2 separate regions of the Mus musculus genome follow, and region 2 is linked to region 1. A link is a loop called in an ENCODE intact Hi-C map of the cell type or tissue named here. Cell type or tissue: left cerebral cortex. All regions are shown on one strand. Links, peaks and the distances in the headings refer to the core of each region. The heading gives the core; the rest is flanking DNA. Region 1 has its middle 9.3 kb from the start of Gm32735. Region 2 has its middle 22 kb from the start of Gm32841.

What was found. Peaks named below come from ENCODE experiments on the same cell type or tissue, not always from the same donor. Only the 100,000 strongest peaks of a DNase experiment are listed, where the experiment ranks them.
Region 2: it touches region 1 in a loop (4-fold over the local background); 7 of 42 quality-filtered maps call a loop at or near these places.

What each region holds. Positions count from the first base shown.
Region 1 is chr8:30,920,674-30,929,005 of GRCm38, forward strand. No RefSeq gene overlaps it. Among named protein-coding and RNA genes, the nearest start is that of Gm32735, 9.3 kb to the left of the region's middle. In left cerebral cortex, for the core only: a CTCF peak has its summit at 3,248 (motif pointing left); DNase peaks (open chromatin) are centred at 2,835 and 3,254; H3K4me3 peaks cover 284 bases.
Region 2 is chr8:31,027,662-31,035,993 of GRCm38, forward strand. No RefSeq gene overlaps it. Among named protein-coding and RNA genes, the nearest start is that of Gm32841, 22 kb to the left of the region's middle. In left cerebral cortex, for the core only: CTCF peaks have their summits at 4,152 (motif pointing left), 4,360 and 5,888 (motif pointing left); DNase peaks (open chromatin) are centred at 4,212, 4,859, 5,855 and 6,192; H3K4me3 peaks cover 1,325 bases; H3K27ac peaks cover 1,450 bases.

The sequences.
Region 1 (8,332 bases), core at 24-8,023:
AGGGATGTGATATTGAGGAAGGTGTGGAGATGCTCTGTAAAGACTGTCAATGACAGAGTCGTGAGAGTGCTGGCCATAAGCAACCTGCCCAGTGTAATGTTTTGCTTATGTCTTTGGAGAGGATGGACAAGTGACAGACTCCATCCAGCTACCTCCAAGAAGGGAGACATCCCTAATGTAAGACTCTGATGAGCCTTAGCTACCAGGGATTCCCTCTACACTCAGTGGACCACTCGGAGCCGGAGATTGATGTAAAAGCAAGAGGAGTTTATTGTCCCAGCGCACTTGGGTCGTCCTGCACACAAACAAGAGGCAACGACCCCGGGCAGTCTGATTGTTTAACCAGTTTTTATACAGTCTTCAGGGTTAGAATAGAGTAGCAGCCACTGGGCACAATGTGATTGGCAGAACAGTGTGACTGTTAAACTGATTGGTCATTAGGGAGTGAAGTAGCAAGGGCTTCCTCATCTACAGGTAGCCAAAGGCCCGGTTCCCCTCTGTGGTCTTCCTGAGGAATGTAATCAGCCTCTCTCTTCTGGAGGGGAAGGGTGCCTACGTGCTCCATGACCTCTCTCTTCTGGGAAGGGAGGGGCCTTCATGCTCTGGGGTCTGGTGGAATTTTCCAAAGGCCCTAAGCTGACCTCTTCACTATCAGTAGTGAGTTTTCATTTTAATTGTAGGGGGTAAACGTAGCCCAGTTCACCGCCTCCTCTGATTTATGAATCGGCTCTCCCATCTTAGCTGCTTCTACAGTCATGGTTCTGCATTGTACACTTTACACATAGCCCCTCTATGAGTCGTACAAGGCTGGGAAACAGACCATAACCCTTAGCTTCTCGGATCAGCAATCAGCAATATACTCTTAAGCTCATTATCTGTACAGAACATGTCCTTAGGCCAAGCCCCGTTATCGGGCATTGTGCCTAGGTAAGGATTTTAGAAAGAGCCCTGTGAGCATGGCCTTTCTTCTCAGCCTGTCATTTCATTATCTGCATTCTCTATTAGCTGTTTGGGATCATTAGGCAAAACCTAGCACACGCTCGCTGCGCACCGCTCCGTGTGTTTGCTCTAATAAGCTTTCGTAAATAAAACCTGAAGAGATGAAAAAGGCCGGTGTCTGATTACACGCAACCAATTTGGTCTCATTAGGTTCTTATAAGAAGAAAAGGTAAATACAATCTTTATAAATCATACGGCTATAACGGAGATGCCTGGCAAAATTCATTAGTTGAAATAATAAGAGTGAGGACCGTTTAAACAGGCAGAAGACTTGGTTTATGAAGCTGTTAAGTACTATTTCATCCATTATAAACTTTTACAAAACTCAAAGATGTAATCAGGCAAAGGATATCACATATTCTTAGTGGGTTCCCTAAGGTTTGGGCTTAATAATTTGCTATTTTTGCATTCCTGACACTTAAAATATTAGTTCATTTTCCCTAGATGTCCAAAGCCTAGAAAACGTTTGGTCAGCCTATTTTACAGAGAACACCACTGAGGCACAGGAAAAGAAAGTGATAAGCCAAAGAAACTAGAGCAAAACTGACAAGAACACAGGCATCGTGCCCTAAAGGTATCGCTTCTTGAGTCAATGTAAAGTCAGATTTTTCATTTAAGAAGATAAACTAATGGAAAGTCTGGGAGAAAGCCGGTGCATTTTCTTATTACTGTGCCCTAAGCATAATATCTAGTTTGATTCTTAGGTGTCGAGTAGGGCAAATGTTGCTCTGTCAGACTTGAATATTACTTATTAACAGAAGCGTGTGTTTGAAGTTGAAAGAGAAAAAGGAGAACTCAGGGCACCGGCTCTAGCTCTCTCTAAGACCTTGAGGATGCTCTGACAACATTATTGTCTTTCTAACAACAATGCTGTGAGGAGAAGAGTAAATTATTAAGGCGAGAGGAGGGGAGGAGTAAGATAGTTTGCCTACCAAATATCTGAGAAAAACAGCTTTCAGGGGAACTCATTTGGGTTCCCAGTTTCAGAGGGTTTCATTCATGGTAGCCGAGCCTCGTGTGCTGGGACAGAACATCGCGTAAACCAGGCGAGGTGGCGCATGTCTTTAATCCCAGCACTCGGGAGGCAGAGGCAGGGGGATCTCTGAGTTCAAGAACAGCCTGGTCTACAGAGTGAGTTCCAGGACAGCCAGGGCTGCACAGAGAAACCCTGTCTCGAAAAAAACCAAAACCAAACAAACAAACAAACAAAACAAAAAGGTGGCTTTACCTCAAAGGAAGCAGGAAGCAGGGAACCGGGAACCTGAAGGAACCGAGGACCAAGTATGACCTCCAAAACATCCTACTTTCTCCAGGTGGATTCCATTCCCTACGTTCCCACCACCTGCCAAGATAATACCACCACCCAGGGACAGCACATTCAAAGGACGACCCTATAAGGGATATTTCATGTTCAAAACATAACAAGATGGAAGTTTTGAAAAGTGTTATCTGAACGTTGCCTTTCTTGCTGTTGCTCATGACATCCTTATCTCCTGAAACTTCTACCACATTCCCCAAACACCTAACCTCTGAAAGTGTTCCCCAGTCGGTCAGCAGAATCTCCCATCTCAGCACTGGGGAGACTGAGGCGGCCCTAATAACTTTAGCCTCCTATCCTCAACCAGTTATCAGAAGGCATTTCTTACCTCGTTCAGAGCTGTCAGCACCAGAAAGAAAGAAGCAAGGAAGTTAGCAATTAGCTTTCTCCCCAAAATCCCACCCAGGGTCTGTCTGCCACCTCCGATCACACAGACTCCTCTTAGCCCTGATTTTCATTACCAACCATCCTGTCTTCTGGAGACAAGACACAGAGTAGACATTCCTTCTTCCAGAATCACCGCCATCAACCTGTGATTGGCAGCAACCATGTGGAAAGGGAAAGCAGAGAGCACTGAAGGAGGCAAGCAATCTCTCGAGCAGTGCAGCTTTCAACAGAATGAGCAGATCTTAGGAGTCCAAGAACTACTGATATTAATATTTAATAAACCGTATAGAGTTAAGTCATGAAGTCGGTAAGATGGTGTGGAAGGATGCTCTCGGGTAGTGTGAACAGCGGGGCTAGGACGTTTTTTGGGTTTTGTTTTTCGGTTGGGTTTATTTTTTGTTTTGTGTTTTGTGTTTTTTGTTTTGATTTTTTTTTCTTTTTTTCCCCCCCCCTTTCCTCTCCTTTTCACCATTTTCTGTCTCAGGTATTTAGCCAGCCAAAGCACGGGGCGTCTTAGCATAGATACAACACTGCCACCTAGAGGCTGAATTGTCCTTCAGCCCTCCAGCCTCCAGGACGGAAGCCGATTCCCACGCACTGCCTTAATGAAGCTTCCTGATGGGCGCCCCAGGCCTGTTTCACCCTGCATGGGGCAGACAAGGCTTGGAGCAAGTGCTTGAAAGTCCAAGATACTATGGCAGTCTTTACTGGCTTAGCTATCCATCTGCAACAACGCTTAAGCCTAGCTTCAAAACATAAAAGACCGGATCCTAGCTGGTAACCCCCGAACTCCCCCTCCTCATCTAAATGCAAATTTCCTTGAGTTTTTCCTTCCTGTATCCTATTCTTTGCATGTTAGGATAATTCATGTAAATCTTATGCATTTTGCTTAGAGGCACCTAATTAGACAGATTAGCTCACAGACTCAATAACCTTCTCTCTTATTCTTATGAAAAGAAGGTTATGTCAGTTAGGACTTCTCGCCCTTAATAGGCATCAGGCACAGAGCACGTTTGTGCTCACAGGTCTCCGTGTGTACAGAGAACACAAACAACTGTTTTGTTATGTATATTGCTGGGTGTTTAGATTCGAGTATACACATGCCTTCTGAAGTCCCACACTGGTGCTGTGTACCAGTGCCAAGTGTAGTTCACAAATGACCAGTGAGAATGAGCATTTGATTGGCATAAGAAATGAACAAAGAAAGTAAAAGAGAGAGAGAGAAACACATATATTCCTCCCTTTGTTCTGAAAATGGATTTGGGCTCTCGTTAGCATGCTGCTACTGTGCGATGTAGACGAAGAGAAAACTTGCTTATAGGGAAAAGATAAACCAAAGATGTGATGCTAACAAGCTCTCAGATTGACAAAAAACATTGTAGGTTGCCATGGCGAGAGATCTTTTCAAAGGCATGAGGGTCCTTATCCCCAGCCTCTGAAAATCCCTCAGGTGAGCCAGCCTAAGATGGAATTAGGCAAACAGGAGAACTCAGAGCAGCAACTGGCTGACTGGCAGACGCTTTTCTTCCCTTCAAGAGCTCGCTGATTCCCAAGAGCCATCCAGATGTACATTTAGTCAAATTCTGGAGAAAGATCCCTGGAGCAGATGCCACTTTCTTCCAGGATGTAGCCACCAGTAAAGCTCGGAGGTCACAAGGTGCAAACTCAGACACCTGCCTGTGAGTGACTGAAGCCAGTGAGACAGGACTGTCGCGGATAGTCTCCAAAGAGAAGCCATTACTCAGTATAGCCAGTTACTGCCTTCAGGAAACACGGGCTTGGTATTGTTATTTTTCTTTTGAAAGCAGCCAGAAATCTAGTATGGATGTGAAATCTCCTGATTCTTATGTTGGCAGCAATGAGGGAGAGAGAGAGAGAGAGAGAGAGAGAGAGAGAGAGAGAGAGAGAGAGAGAGAGAGAGAGAGAGAGAAGGAAGGAAGAAAGAAGAGAAGAGAAGAGAAGAGAAGAGAAGAGAAGAGAAGAGAAGAGAAGAGAAGAGAAGAGAAGAGAAAAGAAGAGAAAAGAAGAGAAAAGAAGAGAAAAGAAGAGAAAAGAAGAGAAAAGAAAAGAAAAGAAAAGAAAAGAAAAGAAAAGAAAAGAAAAGAAAAGAAAAGAAAAAACACTTTTGCTGGACAAAATAAAACTTAGCCAAAAGCCTGATCTGACCTGGAAAAGCTAAGTACAACTTCTCAGTCTTGGGCCTTGAAAAAAAAAATCTATATTCAAACCACACCCAAGTCCAGCCCTCCACTGCCCATTTAGGACAAAAAGCTTCACACTTCCACGCTCGGTTTATCCGGTTTCACCTGTCTGAGTTGCTCTTTCCTCCGGCCTTTGCCTGTCAAAATCCAATATCGAGGGCCAACTCAAATGTCAATTTATTTGCAAGGTGTGCTAGAATTACTGCAGTCAACATTAATCACTGCAAGAGTGCCCTTTTTTTATCTCTGTTCTCACACTCAGAAATAAGCACTGTTTATGTGTCCCAGTTATGAGCCCTCGGTGAGGAAGGGGTCAAAATTCAACTTGTCTCTCAGTCCCATGCCGAGGACAGAGCTGGTATTGATAGTTTGGTTTGAACTCATATTGGGAAGTCACTAAGTAAGAAGCAATGCATGAAGTTTGTTGGTTAAACAACTCAAGGCACCTCAAACACAATTAATTTAATCTGAGTCTTACACCAAACATGCAGCTGATCAACGATGCCCAGCTACATCCAAAATGGTATTCTCTGTCAGACTCCAGGGTTGCAGCAACTAGATAGAAAGCTAGATTATGATGGTGCAGATGCTATCATATGACTCCCTGGAGGAAAGGCTCTCCTCTCTCTCTCTCTCTCTCTCTCCTCTCTCTCCTTATTAAGACTTCACCCTATGTATATGCTGCAGATTTGAACACAGGATTTATTTCAATAAAGTGTATGTGTAGCTTAGTTATCCACGAAGCACATCTATAATGAGTGCCTACTTTGTGTAAGGAACAGCAAATATCCTTTGGTATTTACCAGACACACTTCCCTCAGGGAGTAACAGTATAGTTGGAAATAATAATAATAATAATGTATTTACATGGAGATGAAGACCATGCACGGCACCATCAATCCGTAGGACAATGCCAGAAAGCATTTATTGAGTTCTTGTTGAGTAGAATGTCTCTGATTCTGCTCCAGGGATTTAAGGATGACATGAAGCTATGCCCACCTATGTGGAGAGCATGTATTGCACACGGCAATGCAAAGTTTACTGAGGGCTGAGAACTCACAGAACTGAGAGCACAAAAGGCTGGAGAGATGACTCTGCAGTTAGGAGTATTTGCTGCTCTTCCAAAGGACCCCTGAGTTTCATTCCCAGCACCTACATCTGGTGGCTCACGGCTGCTTGTACTTCGAGTTACAGGAATCAAAAGTCCTCTTCTGAACTATAAAGGTGCTGGCACACACATCGTACACATACAGATTTGCAGGCACACAGAGGTGGATGCACACACGCGCGCACATACACACACACACTTAAAAATAAATAGAATCCCTTGAAAAGTGAGGGGTGGGGGATGAGGTCACAGGAAGATGAAACCTAACAAGTTGTAGATGAGAACTAATGGTGTTGCATTTCAACACGAGGGGAGTTTCTGTGGCAAAGGAAAAGGGAAGAGAACAAGATTGTATTAACTAAGATCTTGCTTAAAGGAATATATACTGAAATGGTGCTTTGCTCCAGGACTGCAGCAGTCTTTCAGGATTCTGGAGCCCTAAACATGCCCAGATCTCCACCTTAGAATTACCCAGCTAAGAACTACAGTGATGCTTCAAAGAGGTAGAACATCTGTGGAAGAGGGAGCATCCATGGAGATGCCCTGACTCTGGCCACTCATAGGAAACAGGAATGCTACAAGAAAAGACAGGCGTGAGGGCACATTCTGCTCCATTTTATCATTGTATCTCTTCTTCTGCTCTGGTCCTACCAAACCACTGCTCCATACAGACACTCACAGAGTTCATGTGGATCACCCCAGTCTAGCTACAAACTTCACAGCCCCGATGTGAAGCTTACTTGTGGTAAGTCAGAAGTTATCAGCCATAACTACGGTTTGTCCTTTCTGTGACCTCTCTTGAATTTGGCGAGATGATGAAGGGCCCAGAGAAAGGGAAGAAGAGCACTGGATGCAGAATGAGCCCTTTCCATCTAAGTATGAGAGTCAATGTGATGGAACCATCGTGAGGTCTTCTATCAAGGGAGAAAACCAGTGCATGTGCACTGTATACAGCGTATATGGAGAAAACTTAGGGAATATTTTTTAATTAAAGAAGAAAAGTAAGATTTGGAAAATTGGAAAAGCCTAAAATACAGCAGGAAGTTAAGATCAGGAATTGCATCAGCAAAAGAGGAAAGAGCAGATAAAAGAATCCAATAGAATAACCCCCCACTGCTCTACTCCACGCCCTGCCCATCACTTTATTCTTTAAAAAAAAAAAAACGCCAGCAAGACCAGAAATGGAAGAAAAATAATCAACCCAAAAGTGTAAGTGTCAACCTGAACAGATGTCAGAGTGAAACAAACAATTTATATGATTGGCTAAAATTCCATAGAGATATAGAAATATCTCGACAAAATGAGAGCAAGCAGAGACCTGGCTCCTCACGACGCCGCATGTGTTGCTTGGTCTTTTGATATCTATTTTACATTCCGCAGCAAAAAAAAAAATTGTCATATCTGATGTGTTTTGCCAAGTCTTTTATTTGGGATGCTTCCTGATTTCAATATTTTTAGCTGCCGTGGTTTTTTAATCACGAGGGTATTGTTTTGAAAGCAATTATTTGATGCGCATTCAAAAGCAAAACTCAAGACCCATCCAGACTCATATGAGATCATCCTACAAGTGAGGGCGCTTGGGAAAGGGCAGAATGCTGACCTTAAAGACCCAGCTACGAAGGTATCTCAGATTTCCATTACGGAAGCGTGGGTAATCGGTGGCCTTTGCCGAAGTCACTCAGTGCTGTTGATTGAAGAAGGCAAATTACAACTTCATCTGTGTTCATCAGGAAGTAAGGCCCTTGTGCTTGTTCCACCCTGAAATCTAACCTCTTTGCAATCAGCCAGCCTTCTGAGTGGTCAGTGATTTGATAAGAGGATCAGGGATGGGTAGCTTTTAGGGAAGAAATGCATCTCCTCCTGCTACTGTTTCTCTAAGGATACAGTGCCACCCCTAGTGTGGGGTATAGTACGTTAGATTAGCACCTGGAAGGGAAAGTAATTAAAATGACAGGACAATATAACTGAGAAGACCTACTGGCATCTTTCCTCAACATCTTCTCTAGAGATGGGAAGATGCATCTGGAGGTAAAGGCTGATACTTCTTGGGTTGTTCCCAAGCCCCACAAAGCCTTGTCTCTGAAATACTGTGATGAAAGGCAGACTTGAGCTCTTTATGGCTGACAGACACAAGCACAACTGTCAAGACCTAGAGAATGGATCCCTCGAGACTTGATTCCAAGAACACCTTGGTTTGGCAAAGCCATCTACAAACACTTGCCAAAGTACTTCATTCCTCATATACTTAGCCTGATCCAATTGCTCAGGGTGGAAATGTGTAGTACAACCAACACAGTTATCTTTGCAGCAAAGCAATTA
Region 2 (8,332 bases), core at 113-8,112, 110 kb after region 1:
AGTGGGAGGAAAGGCCCTTGAACCTGAGGGTGTTCAATACCCCAGTGTAGGGGAATGCCAGGGCGGGAAGGCAGGAGTGGGTGGGTAGGTGGGGGATCACCCTCATAGAGGCAGAGGGAGGGGGATGGGATAGGGGGCTCTGAAGGGGAGACCTGGAAAGGGGAAAACATTTGAAATGTAAAAAAAGAAAATATCCAATTTTAAAAAAGTTCTCCTGATGATGCCCAGTGTTTTGTCACAAGTCGTGCCCAGGTGGGTTCTACTAAAGAAAGTGCAGGTTTCTATCTCACTTCCACAGTTGGCATCACCTATCACATCTGTAAATGTTCCAGGAGGAAAGGCTCATAGAGTCTTTAAAACCACATAGTAATTCCCAGCTCACTGCATATTAATTACCATCTTACAGCATCAATCAGTCATACATCCGATGAAGGGGGTGGGGGGGCCCTGATGCTGAGATCAAGTGCTGAAATGCCCCTTCTGTGAATGATCCCTGACCACACCTTATCACCAAGCCTTCTGAGCATTAATGACAATTTCTAAATTACTCAACGTCTCTCCCAACTGCAGTTCCTCCTGCTGTGGGTACAGACAAAGAGGCAAGTAGACTCTCCTACCGGGGATACCTATTCTCAAACCCACTGGATAAAGTCTTCCGACATGACACGCCCTAGCATGGACCACTTTCAGGCTTATCACTTAATTGGCTGCAGTATCTTAAGAGATTTCCAAGCTCCTGGTCTCTGCGTTTATTCTTAGACTTTGAGAAGTTAGTCAGCTTTTCCATGTTGGCTCCATTGAAATATAACCCCACACACACACACACACACTCAAAAAAGAAAGTCATGTGGAGCCCAACAGAATTTCTTGCTAGAGGAATTAGGTGCAGCAAGATGGCTGGCAAGGTGATATCGCTTCATGAAAGCTGCAATTTCCCCGCAATTGATTTCCTAAAGATAACTCACTGTTTGTGTGCAGCGAAAGCTAATTTAACAAGAAAGATGAGTCTCTTCAGAACACCTTGATTGGCAATTGTGATAAATTCCTATAATTACTATTGACTCAGAGGGGGCCTCTCATTTGTTAGGATGCTGCAGAAAATGCAGGTCAGCCATGGCCGTGCAGAGGAAACAGGATACCGCGGCCTCTTCCATCCTTCACAAAAGAAATTTGTGGTGAGGGCTAATAGGGTTACAGATATTTTTGAATCTCAGAGAGACCTCCCCCACCTCCTTTTTGCAAATCCGTGCCTGACTAAAACTTCTCGAAGGAACCATAATTCGTGGAGCAGTCCTTGCTCTCCCAACAAAGATAAAGAATTGGGTCTGGAGTCAGAGAGGGTAACAAAACCTTGGTATTTATGTTTAAAATGGGTAATGTGAAGTAGCTGGCTGAGTCGATTAGAATAAACCCAACATATACCCTGCATCTACTCATAGGATTTATGGATAGTTAAAGCATAAGCAAAAGTCTACATGTGGCTTTAAGTCAAAGGCAAGTATACAAAATTACATGTGCAATATTGTAATCGTCAGCCTTCCACAAAATACTCTGATATGTAACTTAACCGTGAGAGAGGGGTTTGATCATGAAGTCCATGATGCAATGATTGCTTCAGAGCCTCAGGCAAGACAGCATCTAATCGCAGAAGCATGTGTCAAATCGTTCAGCTCGCAGGCAGAGCCTAACAAAAGAGACAGGGCTTCCAGCACTGTGATACCCCCAGCAGCAGTGCAGTCCCCCTCTCCTAAACTCTTCCCACCGGGCCCCACCTCTGACAGGTTCCACTGTCTCCCAAGAGCACCACAGTTGGGAGGTGGCTGTAACCCACGGGCACTTAGGAGACATGTTAGATGCGAACTCCACCAGATCTGATCCCCACCATATAAGAAAGTATGCATGAGAACAGGCGGCAAGGGTATCCTCAGCTGTTAACAGCCACAGTTCTAAGTCTGGGTAGTAGGGGAACTGAAATAGGAAAGAGAGAAGACACTTGACTCTTCAAACAGTCCAAGTTTGGGCTGGAGCAAAGGCTCAGCTGTTAAAGGTTAGGCTCTCAACTGAAAAACCTCCAAGCTCATAATAAGGGCTTACCCCTTGATGCCAATTTGGGTTCGTTTGTATGTGAGAGTTAAAAAACAGAGTAGCTCGGATATGGGTAAACACTACTGTCCTCTCTGACTCATTTCCTGCTTGTGGCTCTACTTTCTGTCCTCTCGCAACTCATTTTGTTTAATGTGTTAGATGTCAAGTATTAATACTTCTGATCAGATTTTATAATGAGGACATTAGCATCCCTAAGTGTTAGCTTGCCATTGTCATAGCACTAGTTCATTATTGTCTTAGCAATAGCTCGACTGCTGGGAAGAGACACCATGACCAAGACATCTCTTACAAAAGAAAACATTTAATTGGGGGCTTGCTTACAGTTTCAGAGGTTTAGTCCATTATCATGCTTGGCAGCAAGCACACACCAGAGTGTAGCAGGAACAGCAGGGCCCGCCTCTATGCAAACACTGGGGGCCAGCCACCCAGCCACAAAAACATCTCCTGCTGAAGAACCCAACTGAGGACTGCCTGAGAGAACAAGGATTGCTGGTGCAGACAATGCCAGTCAATCAGGAACTGCTGTTTAGCATAGATATTTTCTTGGGACCAATGGGGGTGTGGGTGGAGGGTATTAAAGGAGCTTGCAGTGCTCACTTATAAGTATGACAGTCCTCCTTGTTTCTCCCAGAGTTGTTGGGTAGACTGGGCGAGTTGATGACTATGGTGGTCTGAATAAGAATGGGCCCCATAAGCGCATATATTTGGAATGCTAATATATTTGGAAGAAATGTGAGTGTGGGGGGGAGGAGCAGTGCTCAGATGAGCTTGCTGCAGGTTTCTCACCTATTCCCAGAGTCTGTGTCGTTGACTCTGTGCCAACTCATCCCCAAACACCAAGGGCAGGTAGAGTTGGGTGGAGGGCTGTCCAGGGCACAGGCAACATGGAGCACTAACTGAGAGTTACATCCTGGTCCACAGGCAGAGAGAGAATTGACACTGGACATGGTGTGAGCTTTTGAAATCACAAAATCCACTCCCCACAACCTCCTCCCCCCTCCCCCCACACTCACATTTCTTCCAAATATATGAGCATTCAAATATATGCACTTATGGGGCCCATTCTTATTCAGACCACCACAGCCATCAACTTGCCCAGTCCACCCAACAACTCTGGGAGAAACAAGGAGGACTGTCATACTCATAAGTGAGGAAGCTGGCCAGGCCTTTGAGATGTGGGGTGGCTCTCGTGAGGTCTTGGAACATAGTAATTACTTAAATCCAAGTCCTTTATTTTCAAAAGCCAAGACTCTTCCTACAGTTCCATATTACTGTAACCTTTTACCAACTAGGAGAGGAGAGGGCATTTTTCCTGTATTAATTGTTTTCCTGGTATTTAAAATCTGCTACTGGGTATGGCAACGCAGGTTCGTATCTTAGCAAACAGGAAATAAGGGAAGGAGGATCATGAGTGTGAGGACCACCTGGGCCACACAGTGAACTTCAGAGTGGCCTAAAGGATGTAGTAAGACCTCAGAAACCAAAACAGAAAATAATAGAATAAACACTGCCTATCAAAATTCTCCTTCTTAAAGGCTTTGCTATTTCAATACACACATACACCACATCCACTCACCACACACACATACATAAATAAATACATACATATCCTCAACTACACAAACACACACATACACTCACACATAGTTGTTAGGAACATAATAGAAAATATAAGCAAACATATCACTTTGCATGCTGGATCAACAAATATGATTTAAGTGTGCTAAGAGTCTCCATAAAATCTTACTTAACTACACACGGTACTTACTACCCGTTTGAGTCACATAATGAATGTGTCTTTGTTTCTCTTGGCCAAGTTTCTTTCTTAGTTATTTGTTGGGAGTGGGGGAACAAGTAGGGGTGTGAGGGTTTTTGTTGTTTGGGGGGAGTGTTTTCTTATTTTGTTTGGGGAATTTTTTTGAGGTGATGATCAGAATTTGACTCAAACTGGCCATTCTGACATGTTCTCTGGTAGCAGGCTTGGAGACAAAGGCAGGCTGTGCAGCACAGAGCAGAGGCATCGTCTGCCACACCGCCACCTACTGTTTCACCAGAGTAACTACAGCTTCAGCGCAAGTAGGGAAATGAACAAGGGAACAGCGTGGGGGGCGGGGGCGGGGGGGTGAGGAGGCTGGCACAGGTCTTCCTCTGCGATAGAGGACACCAAGCTCAGGTCCTTCCGGGGCCAGCAGGAGGCGCAAAAAGGCCAAGCTAAGAAGGACAAGAAGCCTGAACGGGTGGAAAGGGCAGGACAAGCTGATGCAGGATTCTGGTTTGGGTCCTCCGGGCTACTCACTCCTTTTACATCTATAGAAAAAGGTGTTCCCTGCAGAGCTGGGTGGAAGGAACCCAAACAGAGGCTTCCGGGTGTGAGGGAAGTTGACACTACATCTCAGCTGCAAAGGCAGAGCCTGCACCCTCCCCCCCCCCCCCCGGAAGACCTCAGACCTACACAGTAGTTGCGGGACCTGACTCTCATCCACTGGCATGCATGGTGTACTGTAGCCGACGGCCACTGCATTGAACTGCTGCAAGTGAGCCAGCCTGAGCCCTCAGGATGCTAACCGTAGGCCACCGACCACCACTGTCCAAACCCTCTGTTTTAAATTTGCAATTACGCCAAGGACGCTATCAAAAGGCTGTGCCATCCCAATCGCTTCTCGGTGCACACAGACAACACTCCAGAATCTCTCGAGCAAGCAAAACAGAAACCCTACTCTGTAAACAGCTTCCCACTCACTCCCTGTTCCCCTAAGCCCTGCTGGTCACCATTCTGCTCTCTGTTTTCTATGAATTTGACTACTCGGGAGACCCCCCCATAAGTGGAATCACGCACAATTTGCATAATGAGAAAATAAGACATTTCAAATATATGAAGGTTGCTTTGAATCAGCTTTTTCTAGAACACTCCGAGGAGTACAATTCCCATCTCGCCAAAACGGCTGGCTGTGGGAAGAACTCAATGTCTTTATTTCACCAAATTTTCTATCAGGATGAAGACCAGTTAAGAAAATTAAGATCCAAAGGCTACTCTCACAGACCTCAGAATTCAAGGATTTATATGCTCTGTGCCAATCTAAGAACATGGTTAAAAAAAATTTTTTTTACCAAATATTGATCATCTACTAAGTCATTTTTCTTTCTTTCTTCCCCCCCCCCCCCCCCCGAGACAGGCTTTCTCTGTATAGCCCTGGATGTCCTGGAACTCACTTTGTACACCAGGCGGGCCTCCAACCCAGAAATCAGACTGCCTCTGGCTCCCAAGTGCTGGGATTAAAGGCGTGCGCCACCACTGCCCGGCTAATAAGTCATTTTCAACAGATATGAAAGAACAGAGACAATAAAATACAAAAAATAATAACTTCATCTAAAAACATAATAACTTCATCTTTAAAAAAAAAAAAAAACAGTGCAGATACGGCCAACATAACAAATATTTCCAGAGCGTCTCTCGCCAAGATTTACTACGAATCTTCATCTGTAAATACAATTAAAAGATTTATTTCACTGCAGGCAAGAACTCAGCAAATCCCTGCTTCGGTTTTCCGAAAAAGCCACTCAGGCACTTTCGACAGTGCTGCGGTCTTTGCCGGTACTAGAGGCACATTGGAAATGTAAACTGATTGTAATTGCAATAAGAATAGCCTTTCTCTCCTTAATGAAATTCTGAAAAGCAACAGACTCCTGTAATACAAACAAGCTTGTCTGCCTTGGCATTCACCACGCAGACGCAGCCAACCGTGGCTGAGCAGGATTCCGGTGCTCACAGCGCCACCTGCTGTACAAAAGTGGAATCGCATCCCTCTGAGGCAAAGGATTTAAAAAAGAAAAATCAATTGCCTTGACAAATCGGTGCTGCCCTGTTTGGATAAATAGATCTATTATCCTAAAAGCGCTGTGCATTGTTATAGTAGGTTCCTCTTATAGCTAGCTAAATTCACTGTTTGTTTCACTAAACTTACCTTGTTACTAACAATTTCTCTCTCTTATCCACTTACGTGGTATATTAGTTACTTTTTTCCTTGATTTGTCAAAATATATGATAAAAGCAACTTAAGGAAGGAAGGGTTTGTTCGGCTCACTGTTTGTCTTTGTTAGGGTTACTATGGCTGTAGTGAAACACTATGACCAAAAGCAAGGTGGGGAGGGAAGGGTCTATTTGGCTTACACTCCCACATCCTAGTCCATCATTGGGGGAAGTCAGGACAGGAACCTGGACACAGGAGCTGATACAGAGGCCTACGAACTTTCCACGACACCTCCATCCCTTCAGAACCAGTACCACCATACCTCCTAGGCGACTCTTACACGCTACCAAGTTCAGTGGCCTGCGCAAGGTTCGGCCTTTACAACAACCGCTGGAACACAGTTCCTGTCTGCTGACTGCAAGGAACCACTTCCCAGGAGACTTCACCACAGTGAACCTGGTCTCTTCTTAATTACTGCTCATTTCCTAGCTCCACCTGACCAGCATCTATTGTCCCAGTAAAGCAAAGGTTTCACTCCGACGAAGCTGGTTTCTTGTTCACCACAGCTGACCAGAATGATAGACTCTTAATTCAAAAATAACAAATGGCCCCATAGACTAAACTTTCCAAGTCAGGCCTCTGTCTTCTGCCTTGCTCTCAGTCTTCTTATCTTCAAAGCTCTGACAAAACCAATCCACTGACCCTCAACACGCAACGATTTTTCTCACCCAGAGTTCCAAGGTCCTCCCACAATCTTCCCAAAAACATGCTCAGGTCTGTCACAGCAAAACCGTGCTATGCTGGTACCGATTTCTGTCTTATTTAGGGTTCCTATTGCTGTGATAGAACACCACGACCAAAAGCAACTTGGGAAGGAAAGGGTTTATTCAGCTTACATGTCCACACCATAGTCCATCTCTGAAGAGAGTCAGGACAGGAACACAAGCAGGAACCTAGGGGCAGGAGCAGATGCTGAGGCCACAGAGGAGTGTTGCCACTGGCTGACTCCGCAGGTTTGGTCAGCCTGTTTTCTTATAGAACACAGGACCACATCCAAGGGGTAGCCCCACCCACAATAAGCTGAGCCTCCCAAATCAATCACTAGCGATTCGTCACTAGTAAAAGTAATGTCCACAGGCTTGCCTACAACCTGATCTTATAGAGGCATTTTCCCTACTGATGCTCCCTCCTCTCTGATGACTCTGGTTACCATCAATTTGACATAAAGCTAGCCAGTACACAGTTTGAAAATGGATACAAGCCGGGCAGCGGTGGTGCACGCCTTTAATCCCAGCACTTGGGAGGCAGAGGCAGGTGGATTTGAGTTCGAGGCCAGCCTGGTCTACAGAGTGAGTTCCAGGGCAGCCAGGGCTACACAGAGAAACCCTGTCTCAAAAAACCAAAAAAGAAGAAGAAGAAGAAGAAGAAGAAGAAGAAGAAGAAGAAGAAGAAGAAGAAGAGGAGGAGGAGGAGGAGGAGGAGGAGGAGGAGGAGGAGGAAGAGGAAGAGGAAGAGGAGGAGGAGGAGGAGGAAAAGAAGAAGAAAATGGATACAGCCTATCATAATGAAAAGACTTAGTGATGGAAGGATAAGGCAGTTGTCATAGTGACCCAGTCAGGAAACAGCAGGAATTCTAGTCCTGCATCATTTTCCTTCTCATTGTTTTTTCTCATTTGGGGTGTGGCCCTAAATAGAATGAGGCACCTATATTCAGGGTAGGGCTTCCCAAGGACCCAGAAAAATCTCTCCAGATGTTCACAGAGGACTGTCTCCAAAAGGACACTAGAGCTTGTCAAGTTGTCACAGGAGCAGCTTGGCTTTCAATTGTCTTTCAATTGAGATGAATTACTCAATGGTCAGTCTCCACATTCAGTGTCTGATTTTACAAGGCAGCCAGTCCATGGGAGCAGGAGTTGATGAGTAGCAAGTCCTTTTCCTTCTGGGAACACAAATGTGTGTGTGTGTGTGTGTGTGTGTGTGTGTGTGTGTGTGTGTGTGTGTGTCACCTATCACTTCTCAAATGTGTGTACATGTATGTGCACACACACATACATACCTGCACATACACAGATCTACATACATGCACACACCTGCACATACACACATGCACACATGCACACACCTGCACATACAGACATACACACACATACACATACATTCACGCATACACACACACACACACACACACACACACAGCATATGGACAAGATTCTTTTAAGTAGATATAAAAAGTACTCCTTTAAGGACATATGTAAGTC